Regions from separate parts of the Homo sapiens genome. Here region 2 is linked to region 1. Evidence: chromatin contacts called from ENCODE Hi-C or POLR2A ChIA-PET data. All regions are on one chromosome and are shown on one strand. Each heading gives the region's core, a stretch centred on a gene start or an enhancer-like site at or near the end of the contact. The rest is flanking DNA. Distances are from core to core; before and after follow the strand shown.

Region 1 (7,344 bases), core at 3,769-6,268:
CAGCCTCCTGAGTAGCTGGGACTACATGTGCACGCCACCATGCCTGGCTTATTTTCTTAATTTTTTTATTTTTTGAGACGGAGTCTTGCTGTGTCGCCCAGGCTGGAGTGCAGTGGCGCAATCTCGGCTCACTGCAGGCTCCGCCTCCCGGGTTCATGCCATTCTCCTGCCTCAGCCTCCCGAGTAGCTGGGACTACAGGCGCCCGCCACTACGCCCGGCTAATATTTTGTATTTTTAGTAGAGACGGGGTTTCACCGCGTTAGCCAGGATGGTCTCGATCTCCTGACCTCGTGATCTGCCTGCTTCGGCCTCCCAAAGTGCTGGGATTACAGGCGTGAGCCACCGCGCCCGGCTTATTTTTTTTATTTTTCACAGAGATGTGGGTCTCACTATGTCACCCACACTGGTCTCGAACTCCTGGGCTCAAGCGATCCTCCTGCCTTAACCTCTAAAGTGCTGAGATTACAGGCATGAGCCACTGCACCAGGGGAGTCTTTTCACTGTATACCCTTTGTACATTTTGAAATTTTGTACGTGTGAATATCTTGCCTACTCAAAAATTGACTACATTTTTGCAGAGAAAAGTCATTGTCTTAGTTCAGGTTTCCCAGGAAACAAATGGGATTTGCTTTCAAGAGGTAATAGTATGGAATGCTCTTGGGGACATTACTAGGAGAAAATAGAGGAAGTAGGATTACGCAGAAGTTGAACTTCAATGCAGTTAGATCAAGTCAAAACTAATCACACAAGAAACTCTGGAGCTGGAATGGCCCTTCAGAATTGTCTCAAATTAAGGCAAAAGAGCTAGGCACTATATCCTACATCCACCAGTCACTGGAGGTAGGCCCCCTAAAAAGGAGTGTAAACTTGGGCGATACAGCTTCCTTTGGCCAAGTCCAATTCCTGGGTAGAGATCCCTGAGTAATGATCAGTCAACACTTCCAGGAGCTAAATAAGTGCTCCAGTTTTTTTGTTTTTGTTTTTTTGAGACAGAGTCTTGCTCTGTTGCCCAGGCTGGAGTGCAGTGGCGTCATCTCGGCTCATTGCAACTTCCACCTCCTGGGTTCAAGTGATTCTCCTGCCTCAGCCTCCCAGAGTAGCTGGGACTACAAGCGCATGCCACTACACCCAGCTAATTTTTGTTTTAGTAGAGATGGGGTTTCACCATGTTGGCCAAGCTGGTCTGGAACTCCTGACCTCAGGTGATCTGCCCACCTCAGCCTCCCAAAGTTCTGAGATTACAGGGATGAGCTACCACACCTGGCCAAGTGCTCCAGTTTTATAAGGAATACGTGGGCTCTGGACTGTGCACTGCAGCATATACTATACCAGTGGTTCTTAAATTTCAGTATGCACCAGAATCCCCTGGAGCGCTTGTAGGTCCCACCCTCAGTGTCAGATTCAGCAGGTCTGGGGTGGTGGTGAGAATACATTTCTAACAAGTTCCAAGTGATGCTGATGCTGGTGGTCTAAGGATCACACTTTGAGAACAATTATACTATATATTACTGGGTTAAATCCAGCAACATTGAATAATTTTTTTTTTAGAGATACAGTCTGGTTCTGTTGCCTGTCTGGTGAGCAGTGACACAATCATACATAGCTCACTGCAGCCTTGAACTCGTGGGCTCAAGTTCTCTACCCACCTCAGCCTCTCAACTAGCTGGGATCACAGGCATGTGCCACACACTCAGCTAATTTTTTTCTTTTAATTTTTGTAGAAGTGGAGTCTTGCCATGTTGCCCAGGCTGGTCTCAAACTCCTGCCCTGGTGACTCATGCCTTGGCCTCCCAAAGCTTTAGGATTACAGGCATGAGCTACCATCCCCAGCCCAAAGTTGAATAATTTGTCAATGTTTGTAGTTTATCATTTATAGATGCTAATACATAACATTTTCTGGTTAGACTGGTGTTCTTCATGAGCTCATCTTTGCCTTTTTTGTTACCCTAGTTCACTAGAAACTAAATTTTACTAACACACTTGGTTTATAAAACTGTTAGTAGGCAGACTTTTTTCTGGCATCTGTGTTTACAGTGATGATATAATTTAGTGATGATATATAAATCAGTGAAAGGATTACTATTATCTACAATGAGAACCAGTCTTTTTCAACCTAACTCCACTTTCATCAAAATCTGAATCAATGACATGAAGGCTGAGGGGTAGAGAGTGGTGAGAAAATGATTTTCCTGTTAAGGAAGGAAGTTAACATTTATTGGATATTATGTGCTAGGTACAGTGCTAGGTGCTTTCTCATACATTATTGGACACTTCTTTCAGCCCCCCTTCACAAGGGCAACTCTTCTTTTTTTTTTTTTTTTTGAGATGGAGTGGAGTCTTGCTCTGTCGCCCAGGCTGAAGTGCAGTGGCGCAATCTTAGCTCACTGCAGCCTCCGCTTCCCAGGCTCTCCTGGGCCCAGGTGATTTTCCTGCGTCAGCCTCCTGAGTAGCTGGGAATAACAGGCATGCGCCACCACGCCTGGCTAATTTTTGCATTTTTAGTAGAGACAGGGTTTTGCCATGTTGGCCAGGCTGGTCTCGAACTCCTGACCTCAGATGATCCACCCACCTTGGCCTCCCAAATTGCTGGGATTACAGGAGTGAGCCACCACGCCCAGCCTGCATGCTCTTTGTGGACCACCCACACCAGCTAAACTACATTCCCTGTTTCTCTCTTAAAGCACCCTGTTCTTTTCCTTCAGCACACTTGAACTTATTATAATTCACATATGGTATTTGTTTATTTCTTTAACATCTGACTCCCGCTGCAGAGGACCACAAGGGCAAGGACAATGTCTATTTTGCTAATCACCAAATCCTCAGTACCTAGCACAGTGCCTGCAAACAGTAGGCACTGAGTGATTTGTTAAAGGAATAACTCACAGGCTTATGCCTTGGTAGATTGGTAATGCCATCCACTGAGGCCAGAAACACAGAGGAGCAGGAATTAACAATGGCTATTTTTACTGAAGTAACTCCACTCTTCTACCTAGTTTTGAGGCTTCTATTAATCTGGGCACATTGCTCCATTCCTTCCTATTTCACTGGACACCCTTCCTCACACTTGTCTGTACCTTCATCCGTATTTTTCCAAATTCTTACTTAGAAGCTCACCCTCTTCCTCTTCTTGAATTTAAGTTACCTTTTTTTAAAGACTCACTTCCCCAAAGTTGCTTCTCCTGATTCAAACTTTGGAACAGCTATCATCAGCCTGGATATAAATTTCTAAAGTGCCAGCCTGGGAAAATCCTATGACAACAGAATCTCCACTAAGGCAGAAACTTGTTTTTTTCACTATTAACTCACCAACACCAAGAACACATTCTAGCACAGTCAATGCATCATACTGTGAAAAGAATGAAAGAATTTAAAGCTGGAATGAGTTGGAACAAATGTGAGCTGGTATCTTGGTTATCTACAGGCTATGCGGTCTCAGGCAAATGACTAAGTTCACCTAAGCCCATTTCTTCAGTTATGAAATGAAGCTGGCTCTCCCAGAAAGCTCATATTGTCCAGACTGTAATAGAGATGATCATGATAGGGTGATGGGCCTTTTTTAATTGTGGAAACAGGCCAGGCGCGGTGGCTCACGCCTGTAATCCCAGCACTTTAGGAGGCTGAGGCGAGAGGATCACTTGAGGTCAGGAGTTCAAGACCAGCCTGGCCAACATGGTGAAACCCTATTTCTACTAAAAATACAAAAACTAGCGGGGAATGGTGGTGGGAGCCTTTAGTCCCAGCTACCCAGGAGGCTGAGGCAGGAGAATCGCTTGAACTCAGGAGGCGGAGGTTGCAGTGAGCCCAGATCACACCACTGCACTCCATCCAGCCTGGGCAACAGAGTGAGACTTCATCTCAAAAAGTAAATAAATAAATAAATTGTGTTAACACTGTGGAAGAAAAACGATCGCTGGAGAGCCTGTGCACTCACATACATCCTTTAATTTTTACAACAGCTTCCGGGGGAAGGCGATTCCACTTTAGAGCTTTTCTTCCTTTCTAGCTGGGAGTTATCCTCCAAATTTTAACCTAATGATGTAAGCAAAATAAACACACTGAAGAGGTTGAGAAAAGAAAAACGGCTCACAACAGTCTGAGCTCTGTGAGGTCTGCAAAATGTATTAGGCCTAGAGGGACATGAGTATGGGACTTCGGTTATGCCCACCCTCTGCCCCCACATACACACATACCCAATCCCATGCATACCCAATTGTTTAAAGTCATTTCATTCCTGACTATCGGCCTCATCCATTACCTTTTTTTTTATTATTATTTTTTAGACAGGGTATATTCTGTCTCCCAAGCTGGAGTGCAGTGGTGCGATCATGACTCACTGCAGCCTCGACCTCCTGGGCTCAAGAGATCCTCCTGTCTCAGTCTTGACAGTAGGTGAGGCTACAGGTTCGCGCCACCAAGCCGGCCCCATTATCTTCGTGTTCTTAGAATTTGTAATACATGCCGGGCGCGGTGGCTCACGCCTGTAATCCCAGTACTTTGGGAGGCAAAGGGGGGCAGATCACCTGAGGTCAGGAGTTCGAGACCAGCCTGACCAACACGGAGAAACCCCGTCTCTATTAAAAATACAAAAGTTAGCTGGGCATTGGGGCGCGCGCCTGTAGTCCCAGGACTCCATCTCTAAAAAAGGAAAAAGAATTTGTCATACAAATAACAATATGTAGCCAATTGATAGCTTTTGTTTTTGTTTGTTTGTTTTGAGACGATGCGTCGCCCAGCTGGAGTGCAGTGGCGCGATCTCGGCTCACTGCAACCTCCGCCTCCGGGGTTCAAGCGATTCTCCCGCCTCAGCCTGCCGCGGACCTTGTCAGGGTCCGCGCTGAGAGGACGTCAGGGTAGTCAGTCCGCCAGAATACGGCTGAGCATGAGGCCTGCCTAACCTTGAAACCCAGCGCCCTCCTGATCCACACGTTCTAAGACGAATAAATCCTCACAGTCTGTGAAAACCCACCAGGAGAAGCACGTCCAACACTCTTTACCTCCCCAAACAAGTCTCAGAAGCGGGAAAACCAACGCCGCGAATGGGCGGGAAAGCCACAGCGCCTGCAATCGCTTCACCTTATTAGCTAATTTTGCTGTCCTTCCCAGTGGCCCGCCTCCCTTGCTCGCGGGCGATATTTTTATTGGCTTTCGTCTGCGAGGCGTCCAATCTCATTGGTTTGCCTTTCTGTTCGTCAGGCTTGGGCGCCTGGTGAAAGGCAGAGAGCGCGTCACTATTGGGGCTGGAGGCCCCGCCTCCGCGTGCCGTGTGCAAAAACAAACAGCCGTTAGGAAGGCGGTGCCGGGGGGGCGGGGTCTGGCTAGAAGGAGGCGCGCGATTGAACAGCCGCTGGGGTTCGAACCAGCAAGACAAGCGGGCATTGGCCACAGCAGCGCGAGGCGGGCACGGGGTATTGTCCGGCTCCGGCGGCGGCGGTCGGTGCTGCGAGAGCGGCGGCGGCGGCGCGGGTCGGCAGCGGGAGGGCGCGCGGCCGAGCGGAGGCGGAGTCGGCGCCGAGAACATGGTAAGGGCGGCCGGGTGGGCCGGGGGCACGGGGCCTGGGAGAGCAGAGCGCGGAGGCCCTGGCGTCGGCGCCGCTACCTGTGGAGTCGGGAGTTTGCGGGTGTCTGGGCTTCGTCCGGCCGAGCCCCTCGCCGCCCGCCGGGGGGCGCCATGTCCCAGCTGCGGAGCCCGACACGGGTCCCCGGGTGAGAGCTGGGCCTGGCCGGGTAGAGCGCGAAGTCTGTTCCGAGCCGGATAGATCTGTCCCGACGCTTGTGACGCTGCACCGCCCGTCTTAGAAGGAGGAGGACGGCAGAATCCGGCTTGGAAATGTAGAAACAAGTGCTGGATCTTAATGTGATCGCTTCTCTGTATGAATGAGGTCAAACAGGCTGCCGCTGTACAAGTTAGATAAGTCTTTGGCGATGTTTGGTTACGTAATCTCCCTGGCAGTCAGTTTGAGGGTTTCTGCGAAAGGGTGCTTGTATTTGTGGTCTTTTGAGCGACAAAGAATGGTTTTATAGACCAGAACCACACGATTTGTTCTAGGTGATTGCACAGGTTAGAAATGAACGCCCGTTATCTTCTGAGCCCCTTGCAGTTTGCGGTTTTCATTATACAACAGTACTTTCCTTTGCCCTTGCTATGGATTTTCAGTCTTAAAGTATTCATCTTTTCATTCTGAAATTCAGATCTAGATAAGAAGAGTGTGGCTTTAAAAAAATGAAAGTGAATAGAACTTCAGCCCCATTTTAAAGTTGAGGGGAAAAGAGAAGGTGCTAAAGGATACGCTCTGAGTTGCATCAAAGATTGTGTAAAAATAATAAGACTGTTATGGAATCTTATTTTTGCCGGTATTCGTGCTTTAAGCATTCTGTTGAAAGGTTACTTCAACGGGAGCTACCTGCTTAAAAGTTAGCACCAAGCTGTCATTTATCATACTGCAGATAGTATTAGATGATTTGTCTTGTGCTTGATGTGACAGATATGGTATTGAATAGACATAACACCTAACTGTAAACAGATTGGCCAGTCGAGAGGACAATGTTTGGTTATTGTAAAATACCCAAATCTTAGAGCTGGAATAGACTTTAGGGATAATTGCTTCCAACGTCTAACGTATAGTTTATTGTTATTGTAAAAAACCCAAATCTTAGAGCTGGAATAGACTTTAGGGATAATTGCTTCCAACGTCTCACGTATAGTTTATTGTTATTGTAAAGTACTTTATAGTACTTTATCAAACTGAGGTACAGCTTACATCTAATCTGTAAAAGGATTTGCTCAAACAGATGATTTTCATGATTCTAGTTTTTTGTGGTTTTTTTTTTTTTTGGTTTTTTGTTGTTTGTTTTTTGTGGTTTTTTGTGGTTTTTTTTTTTGAGACGGAGTCTCACTCTGTTGCCAGGCTGGAGTGCAATGGGCGATCTTCACTCACTGCAACCTCCGCCTCCCGGGTTCAAGCGATGCTCCTGCCTCAGCCTCCCGAATAGCTACAGGCGTGCGCCACCACGCCCTGCTAATTTTTTGTATTTTTAGTAGAGATTGGGTTTCACCATGTTGGCCAGGATGGTCTCGATCTCTTGACCTTGTGATCCGCCCCCCTCGGCCTGACAAAGTGCTGGGATTACAGGCGTGAGCCACCGCGCACGGCCAATTCTAGTTTTTCAGATATTTTTCAATCTCTAGTGATACGCTATATGTTTTATATCCACTTACCAGTAGCTAAAAATACATAAGTATTAACATAAGCTAAAAATGCAGGAGACATTGAGTTGTCGTTCTTGATAGATTTTAAACCTGAGAGGAAGTAAGCAGATGTCTGTTAAAACTGACATGAAAGTGT
Region 2 (7,447 bases), core at 4,579-7,078, 170 kb after region 1:
AGCATATTTACTTATTTAAATTTAAATTTTTCCCTCTCTCTACTTCTTGCTGAGACAGCTGCATGTGTTTCTCTGTCCTCCTCTAATCAATTCTAAACTATAACAAATCATCTTTATAACCAACCAGTATCTCATCACTTCCTTGCGTCAGTCTCTCCAATGGCCTCCCAATGCCATTGGGAGCTTTCCTCAGGCGCTGGCTGATGGCAGTTCTCTCTTGCACTAACGATGAGCTGCGATGGCCTTGTCCACTCCTTCAGACACTAGGACCTCTCTCCTGACTTGATCTGATGCTCCCCAATATTTGCCTACCTGACCTTGAAGTTTCCATTTAAATGTCAAATCCTCAGTGACTTGTCTGCTGACTAACCCAGTATCTTGCAGAACACCTCCCACACCCACTTCATGGCACTGTCTATGAGCCCCCTGACCCTGCACTAAACTATAAGGTCTGTGATGATAGGGAGCACACCGGTGCTCTGCCTGGTACCTAGGAGAGTGCCTAGAGTTAAAAGGCACTAGAATATCTGTTATGGAAACTTCACACGCATCGATGAGGGGAACCCTTAGCTACGGCTGGTGGAAGAATCTAACAGGTGATATGTATCAGGCCTGTGCAGAAATATTCATGAGAATGTTCATCACAGCCTTACTGAAAATAAAAAATGAGAATCCTAAGAGTCCATTTTATGAAACAAGTTATAAGATATTTCTATTAAAATTATTTTAAAAGGGTACGTAATGATATGAGCAAATATGTGGTAAATAAGAGTGGATATAAAGCTGTGTACATGGAACCCAGTTTCTTAAAGAAAGAGAACGTCCCCATGCACAGGCCATCTGTATGCCTGTGGAACCAGAAGAAAATATTCTTGTCGGGCATGGTGGATCACACCTACAATCCCAGTGCTTTGGGAGACCAAGATGGGAGGATCACTTGAAGCCAGGAGTTCAAGAGCAGCCTCGGTAACAGAGTGACATCCCGCCTCTACACAAAATAAAAAAAAATTAGTCAGGAGTGGTGGTGCACGTCTATAGTCCTTGCTACTCGGGAGGCTGAGGCAGGAAGATGCTTGAGTCCATGAGTTCAAGGCTGCAATGAGCTATCATCATGCCCCTACACTCCAGCGTGAGCTATGGGGCAAGACTGGTCTCAAACAAACAAACAAAAATCTAAAACAATAATGCCATCTTAAAAATAATGTATTAAAATCTATTTTTTTCTTTTTTATTTATTTATTTACTTATTTATTTTGAGACAGAGTCTTGCTCTGTCATCCAGGCTGGAGTGCAGTGGCGTGATCTCAGCTCACTGTGAGCTCCACCTCCCGGGTTCACGCCATTCTCCTGCCTCAGCCTCCCAAGTAGCTGGGACTATAGGTGCCCGCCACCACACCCGCCTAATTTTTTTGTATTTTTAGTAGAGACGGGGTTTCACTGTGGTAGCCAGGATGGTCTCGATCTCTTGACCTCATGATCCGTCTGCCTCGGCCGCCCAAAGTGCTGGGATTACAGGTGTGAGCCACCACGCCCAGCCTATTTATTTTTTTCAAGACAGGGTCTCACTCTGTTGCCCAGACTAGAGTGCAGTGGCATAATCATGGCTCACTGCAGCCTCGACCTCCCAGGTTCAAGTGATCCTCCTATCTCAAACCCCCAAGTAGCTAGGACCACAGGCATGCACCACCATGCCTAATTTTTTTAATTTTTTTTTTAGACAGACTCCTGCTCTGTCGCCCAGGCTTAGTGGTGTGATCTTGGCTCACGGTAACCTCCGCCTCAAGGGTTTCAAGTGATTCTTGTGCCTCAGCCTCCCAAGCAGCTGGGATTACAAGTGCGCGCCACCAAGCAGGTAGCTTTGTATTTTTAGTAGAGATGAGGTTTCTCCATGTTGGCCAGGCTGGTCTCGAACTCCTGGCCTCAAGTGATCTGCCCACCTTGGCCTCCCAAAGTGCTGGGATTACATTTGTGGGCCACCATGCCCGGTGCTAACTTTTTTTCTTTTCTTTTTTTTTTTTGAAATGGAGTTTCGCTCTTGTTGTCCAGGCTGGAATGCAATGGCGCAATCTTGGCTCACTGTAACCTTCACCTCTCGGGTTCAAGCAATTCTCCTGCCTCAGCCTTCCAAGCAGCTGGGATCACAGGCATGTGATCCCATGGCTAATTTTGTATTTTTAGCAGAGACGGGGTTTCACCACATTGGCCAGGCTTGAACTCCTGACCTCAGGTGATCCACCTGCCTCGGCCTCCCAAAGTGCTGGGATTACAGGACTGAGCCACTGCACCCGGCCACCCAGTGCTAATTTTTCAATTTTTTTGCAGAGAAAGGGGGTCTCACTATATTGCCCAGACTGGTCTCAAACTCATGGGCTGAAGCAATCCTCCTGCCTTGGCTTCCCAAAGTGCTACGATTACAGGCGTGAGCCACTGCACCTGGTTTTTAATAACAGATGTATTTTTATAATCAGAAAACAGTGAACGTCCTAAATGACTCAGAGATGTCATTCTAAGTAAGACTGATGTGAGCAGCAAAGCCGCAGGCTGGTGTGAGGTACCTGGTTGTTGACGACCACGTGCACGGTGCCATGAGTTGTGTAGGATGGCAGGTCGCTGAGGTGGAAGGTCTCGTACACAATGCCCTGGCCAGCAAATGCAGCATCCCCATGCAACAGGATGGACATGACCTGTAAACACCAAAGGAGACCCCAAATCCAGAATGTTCTGATTGCCAAGTCCACAAGGTAAACAGAGGAAATGCATCATTTGTTTTTCAAAAAATAACGTTTTGAGATAATTTCAAACATAGAAAGTAGCAGGAAAGTCCACAGGGCCCCAAATCCCCAACATGCTAGCACCTTGGTATATCTGCTCAACACCAACACACCCTGCCATCATCATCTGTTCTCAGCACTGAAAGAGCTGTAGACCTGATGCATTGCTAGGACACTCTCCAACATGACTACCCGGACCCTCTGTTCCGGGAGGGCAGCACTAGCTTAGCCATTGGCCCCAGACCCCACATGGGAGGGCAGCATCACTTGCCAGGTCTCTTTGGCTCCTCCAACCAGGAGCAGCTCCTCATCCTTCTTGTCTTTGCACCCTTGACAGACCTTGGGTCCCCACTTGGGAAGGACATACTGCATCAGGTCAGGTTAACTCTGCTCACCTGGGAGGCTGCTGTCTGCTATCCTCCCTTTCACTCACCATTGTTTTCCTTGGCAATGAGTATAGTGGTAGTATTTTGTGAGAAGAAACTTTACATCCTGTTCCTCCTCAAACCTCCACCCCAGCCTCAGCAGTATTGACAACTGCGTCTGAACCAGCCCCTTGGGTGGTTGATGGATGGCAAACACCAGTTTCGATTACTCCTAAATTTATTAGTTGGCATTCTCTGCAAGGAAGAGCTTTCCCTTCTCCCTTGTTTATTTACTCGTGTTAGTATGTACTCATGGTTCCTATTTTATTCGACAGGTTGCATTAATATTGTTAGTTATTTTAATGCTCACACTGTTCCAGGTTGATAGGGAGAGCAGCTCTGTCCAGCTGCCTCCCTTTCCTGTGAACAGGGACAGGTCTCTTTCATTCATGAGCACCTCCTTGCTTCCTGACCAACAGAACATTGTAGCTTCCATGTTGTACTGTCCCTGTCCAGCCCTGGACAATATCAGCTGTTTCTCTAAGAAGCCAGCTTCCTCCAGTAGAGGATGGGATTTAAGACCAGTATTTGTGTGCTCATCACTGCCAGGATATCATCATTTCTAGGCCCATTCCGCATACATCTAAAAAATACATGTGTGCATATGCAGGCGCACATATACATGGCTATTTCTGTGTGTGTGTGTGTGTGTGTGTGTGTGTGTGTGTATGCAATAAAACTATGAGTTTGTATTGATACCTCCAAATTTTAATCCAACACTTTCTAGGCCACCTCCTTCCACACCTATAAATATCTCCTACAACTGCAAGACACTCCATCCTCACTGCCTTTGATATGTTTACTCATTTGCTCAGTGTCCCCAATGCCACAATCATGTAAGCCCACCACCTCTACTCCTTGGATACACAGCCTATACCTCTTTAAAACCCTTGTATTAGTCAGAGCTCTCCAGAGAGACAGAACTGAGAGGGTGAAGAGGAAGAGGGAGAGAGAGAATGATTTTCTTTCTTTCTTTTCTTCTTTTTCTTTTTTTTTGAGGCAGGGTCTCACTCTTTCACCCAGGCTGGAGTGCAGTGGCACGATCTCAGCTCACTGCAACCTCTGCCTCCCAAGCTCAAGTGATTTTCCCACCTCAGTCACACAAGTAGCAGGGAATACAAGTACATGCCACCATGCCTGGCTAATTTTGGCATTTTTTTGTAGACACGAGGTTTCACCATGTTGGTCATGCTGGTCTCAAACTCCTGGGTTCAAGCACTCCTCTTGCCTCAGCCTCCCAAAGTGCTGGGATTACAGGCATGAGTCATCGTGCCTGGCCGAGAAAGATGGGTTTTTAAGGAATCAGGCTGGCAAGTGCAAAGTCTGCAGGGCGGGCTGGCAGGCTGGAGACCCACAGCAGAGCTGATGTTGCAGCTTAAGTGTGAAGGCTGTCTGGAGGCAGAATTCCTTCTTTTCTGGGAACCTCAGTTTTTTCTCGAAGGCCTTGAACTGACTGGATGAAACCCACTCACATTGTGCAAGGTCTTCTACTTTACTCAAAATCTACTGGTTTAAACGTTAATCTTATCTTTACAAAATGCCATCTAGATGGGTGTTTAGCAAAAAAAACCTGGACGCTGTGGCTAGCCAAGGTGATATACAACACACCCTCTCCTGCTGTGTCCTCAGCCTACGGGCCTACTGACCTGCACCTCCCTGAGTTCTTGTGATTACCCTGGTCCTCAGCGCTGTGCTGAGTCATCCTTGGTTAAGACCCATGATTTGTGTGTCAGGGACAAAACCTAGAATTTTTAAAAACAGAACTGCAGGTGTCCTGCCTTTTGGTGGATGTGGCAGGTGCTCACTAGGATAGCAGCATGTGGACGTAAGGATCTGGTTTGCTTACGGGGCCCCCTTGGAGGTGTGCAGCTTTGCTACGATGCCCAGGCTGCCTGAGTGTAAAAGCCATTGGTTTTGAGTCACTGACATTTCATGCTTTCCTGATCCCGATAGTGTGTTGTTTCTTCCCGCAGATACTTTTCTGTCCAGTCTGTCTTCTGCTGACAGGGCACCTGTAGTCAGTCTTCCTCTTGTCATGGTATTTGCTCTTGATCATCCTGGTGATGTTGTACTGCGACTACCATGCCATACTGCACTGTGGTAACTGTCTGCTGAAATCACAGCCAGGACACATGGGGAATCTCCTTGTGTCTGGCAGCCTGAGCCATACCTCTGGCAGGAGCGGGTTCTCCCTTTGCAGCAGGTTGCATTGCTGCACTGAGGAAATGCTTTCATGAACAAAGATCCCAAAGGCCATATTAGCACTGAGCCAAATCAGGTCTGTTTCACAATCATGCATGAGGTTATGGGATGACCTCAGCTGCACTTACAGAAAGTATGTAATTCTTCACGAAAAATGCTGAGAGTTACATAACACACACTCCAGCTCCCTGAGTTTCTGGATTTAATAGAAATCAAATCATGTCCTATGGGTGTCAAGAGGAGTAAGAAGAACAGGCAGATGGCTGAGCCTGCAATGACCCCACACTGACCCTGCTGGGGACATGTGAGGGCTTGAGGCAAGGTGACGAGGAGGCTCAGAAAGAGGGCCTGGCAGCTATCCACATTGGGGCAAGGGCAAACTTGTGACAACAAGGTTTGTGTAGACTGGAAAACAAAGGGACTGACAGTTCGGACTCAGCTGCATGCAGACTTATGAGCAAATCAGGGACTAACCAGCCTCTCCTGTCCTGGCATCTCATGAAGGGACCAATCAGTGTGACCATCTGTAGCAGTTTAAAATATACTCTATTGCTTTTACTCTAATGATTTCATTCCTTTTTGGGAAATTTCCAGCATTATGAGGTGAGTACTGCTAGAGTGGATTTCTGTCCACAATCTATGAATGTGGGAATCACCCAAAGTTTTCGGTAATCTCATTCCACTACTCAGCCCAAATGCCTGGGCGAGTGTCCTAGCCAAGGAGGGTGCAAATACCAGAGGCACTGGTCATCACAATGCTGATCTCCCCATGCCGATCTCACCTTAGCCCAGGCCATCCCAGACACCCAGTGTTGTTACTGCCTGCGGGGGCTGCAGGTTCCCCAGAGCTAAGGCCTCTTTGCATCTAGTTGAAGTTTCTGTGGCACTGTCCTGGCCCATGAGCTTGAAGCCATGGAATGACCTCTGCGTCCCTGTGGGTCATACTCGTTCTTTACAGTGAGCATTGATCGATGCGGGAATCACTTCCCCAGCCCAGGCTCCATTACCTATGATGACAGTTTCCCTTCCTCTAACACTGTAAGCATGACAGTAGTAGATTTACAGTATTTAAAATTATAGAGCCTGGTAAAGTAATAATTGGTTCCACTTCTTTTTTTTTTTTTTTTCCTTTGAGAAGGAGTCTCCCTCTGTCACCCAGGCTGGAGTGCAGTGGCGTGATCTCAGCTCACTGCAACCTCCGCCTCCCAGGTTCAAGCAATTCTCCTGCCTCAGCCTCCTGAGTAGCTGAGACTACAGGCGTGTGCCACCATGCCCGGCTAATTTTTTTTTTGTATTTTTAGTAGAGATGGGGTTTCACTGTGTTAGCCAGGATGGTCTCGAACTCCTGACCTCAGGTGATCCACCCGCCTCAGCCTCCCAAAGTGCTGGGATTACAGGCGTGAGCCACCGCACCTGGCCAATTGGTTCCACTTCTAACATAGACCTGACTTCTTTCCAGGGCACAACTAGGAGGCCGGCCCCTCCCTGCTCTGTGTCCCCAATTCCCCCTACATCTTTGCTCTTACCTTTCATCTCCAGAAAACATTCTTCCCTTCCCACCTCCCTAAATCCTGCCACTTCTCAAATAAAATGACAACTACCTGCTCTGCTACTAAGGGGTGTGCCTTCTATCCTTGGTCCAACTCTAGCCCACACCCCTGCACACCTCTTCCAAAGCTCTTCACGGCTAACTCCAGTTTCCTATCATGCCGTGTATGTGCTATTTGCTTCTTTACACACGACCTTTTTTCTAAAAAGAACAGGAGGCTCTGGAGAGAAAAGTGGTGATGCCTTCTTTATATGTTTCCCAGAACCCATACATAAGACATTACAAATATTTGATTTTTTTTCTGATTATTTGGTTTTTAGGTCATCATTAATAGGAAATATAAAATTTGTCAGACAAGATTCTATCTTGAAGTTAAATAAGGGCAAATTGTTACAATCTGTTGAGACTATTTCTACACAAGCAGGCAGGCGAGTCAACCCCCAACACTCAGTCACATGACCAGAAATGGTGAAGCAGGACCCCACCTGCCTGCAGTCTGT

The links. Hi-C counts contacts between places; a loop is a spot of excess contacts on that map. ChIA-PET counts read pairs that join two places held with the same protein, here RNA polymerase II (POLR2A). Pooled maps may share reads with other maps.
Region 2: a map of heart left ventricle shows a loop between it and region 1 (2.1-fold over the local background). The contact joins the enhancer-like site here to the promoter of H2AZ2-DT in region 1. A Hi-C loop is called at or near these places in 3 of 168 maps with a recorded cell type or tissue (MCF 10A, PC-9 and heart left ventricle) and 9 of 50 pooled maps. POLR2A ChIA-PET finds 5 or more read pairs at or near these places in 7 of 52 experiments (CD8-positive, alpha-beta T cell, MCF 10A, WTC11 and 3 more).

The regions. Positions count from the first base shown.
Region 1 is chr7:44,846,145-44,853,488 of GRCh38, reverse strand. It overlaps H2AZ2-DT (H2AZ2 divergent transcript), which reads right to left and starts at 5,018. Exons shown (of 2, transcript NR_187581.1): 1 at 4,968-5,018; 2 at 3,924-4,030. It overlaps H2AZ2 (H2A.Z variant histone 2), which reads left to right and starts at 5,402. Exons shown (of 5, transcript NM_012412.5): 1 at 5,402-5,520. The coding sequence starts at 5,518. RefSeq lists silencers at 5,067-5,126, 5,387-5,776 and enhancers at 4,703-5,261, 5,262-5,819.
Region 2 is chr7:44,676,957-44,684,403 of GRCh38, reverse strand. OGDH (oxoglutarate dehydrogenase) reads right to left here. Exons shown (of 23, transcript NM_002541.4): 10 at 2,556-2,684. Among named protein-coding and RNA genes, the nearest start is that of ZMIZ2, 68 kb to the left of the region's middle. RefSeq lists a silencer at 6,045-6,258. Within about 2 kb of position 5,828, at least 12 of the 41 ENCODE cell types and tissues checked have a DNase peak (open chromatin) inside an H3K27ac peak, as active enhancers do; they include heart left ventricle, where a contact is called at or near this core.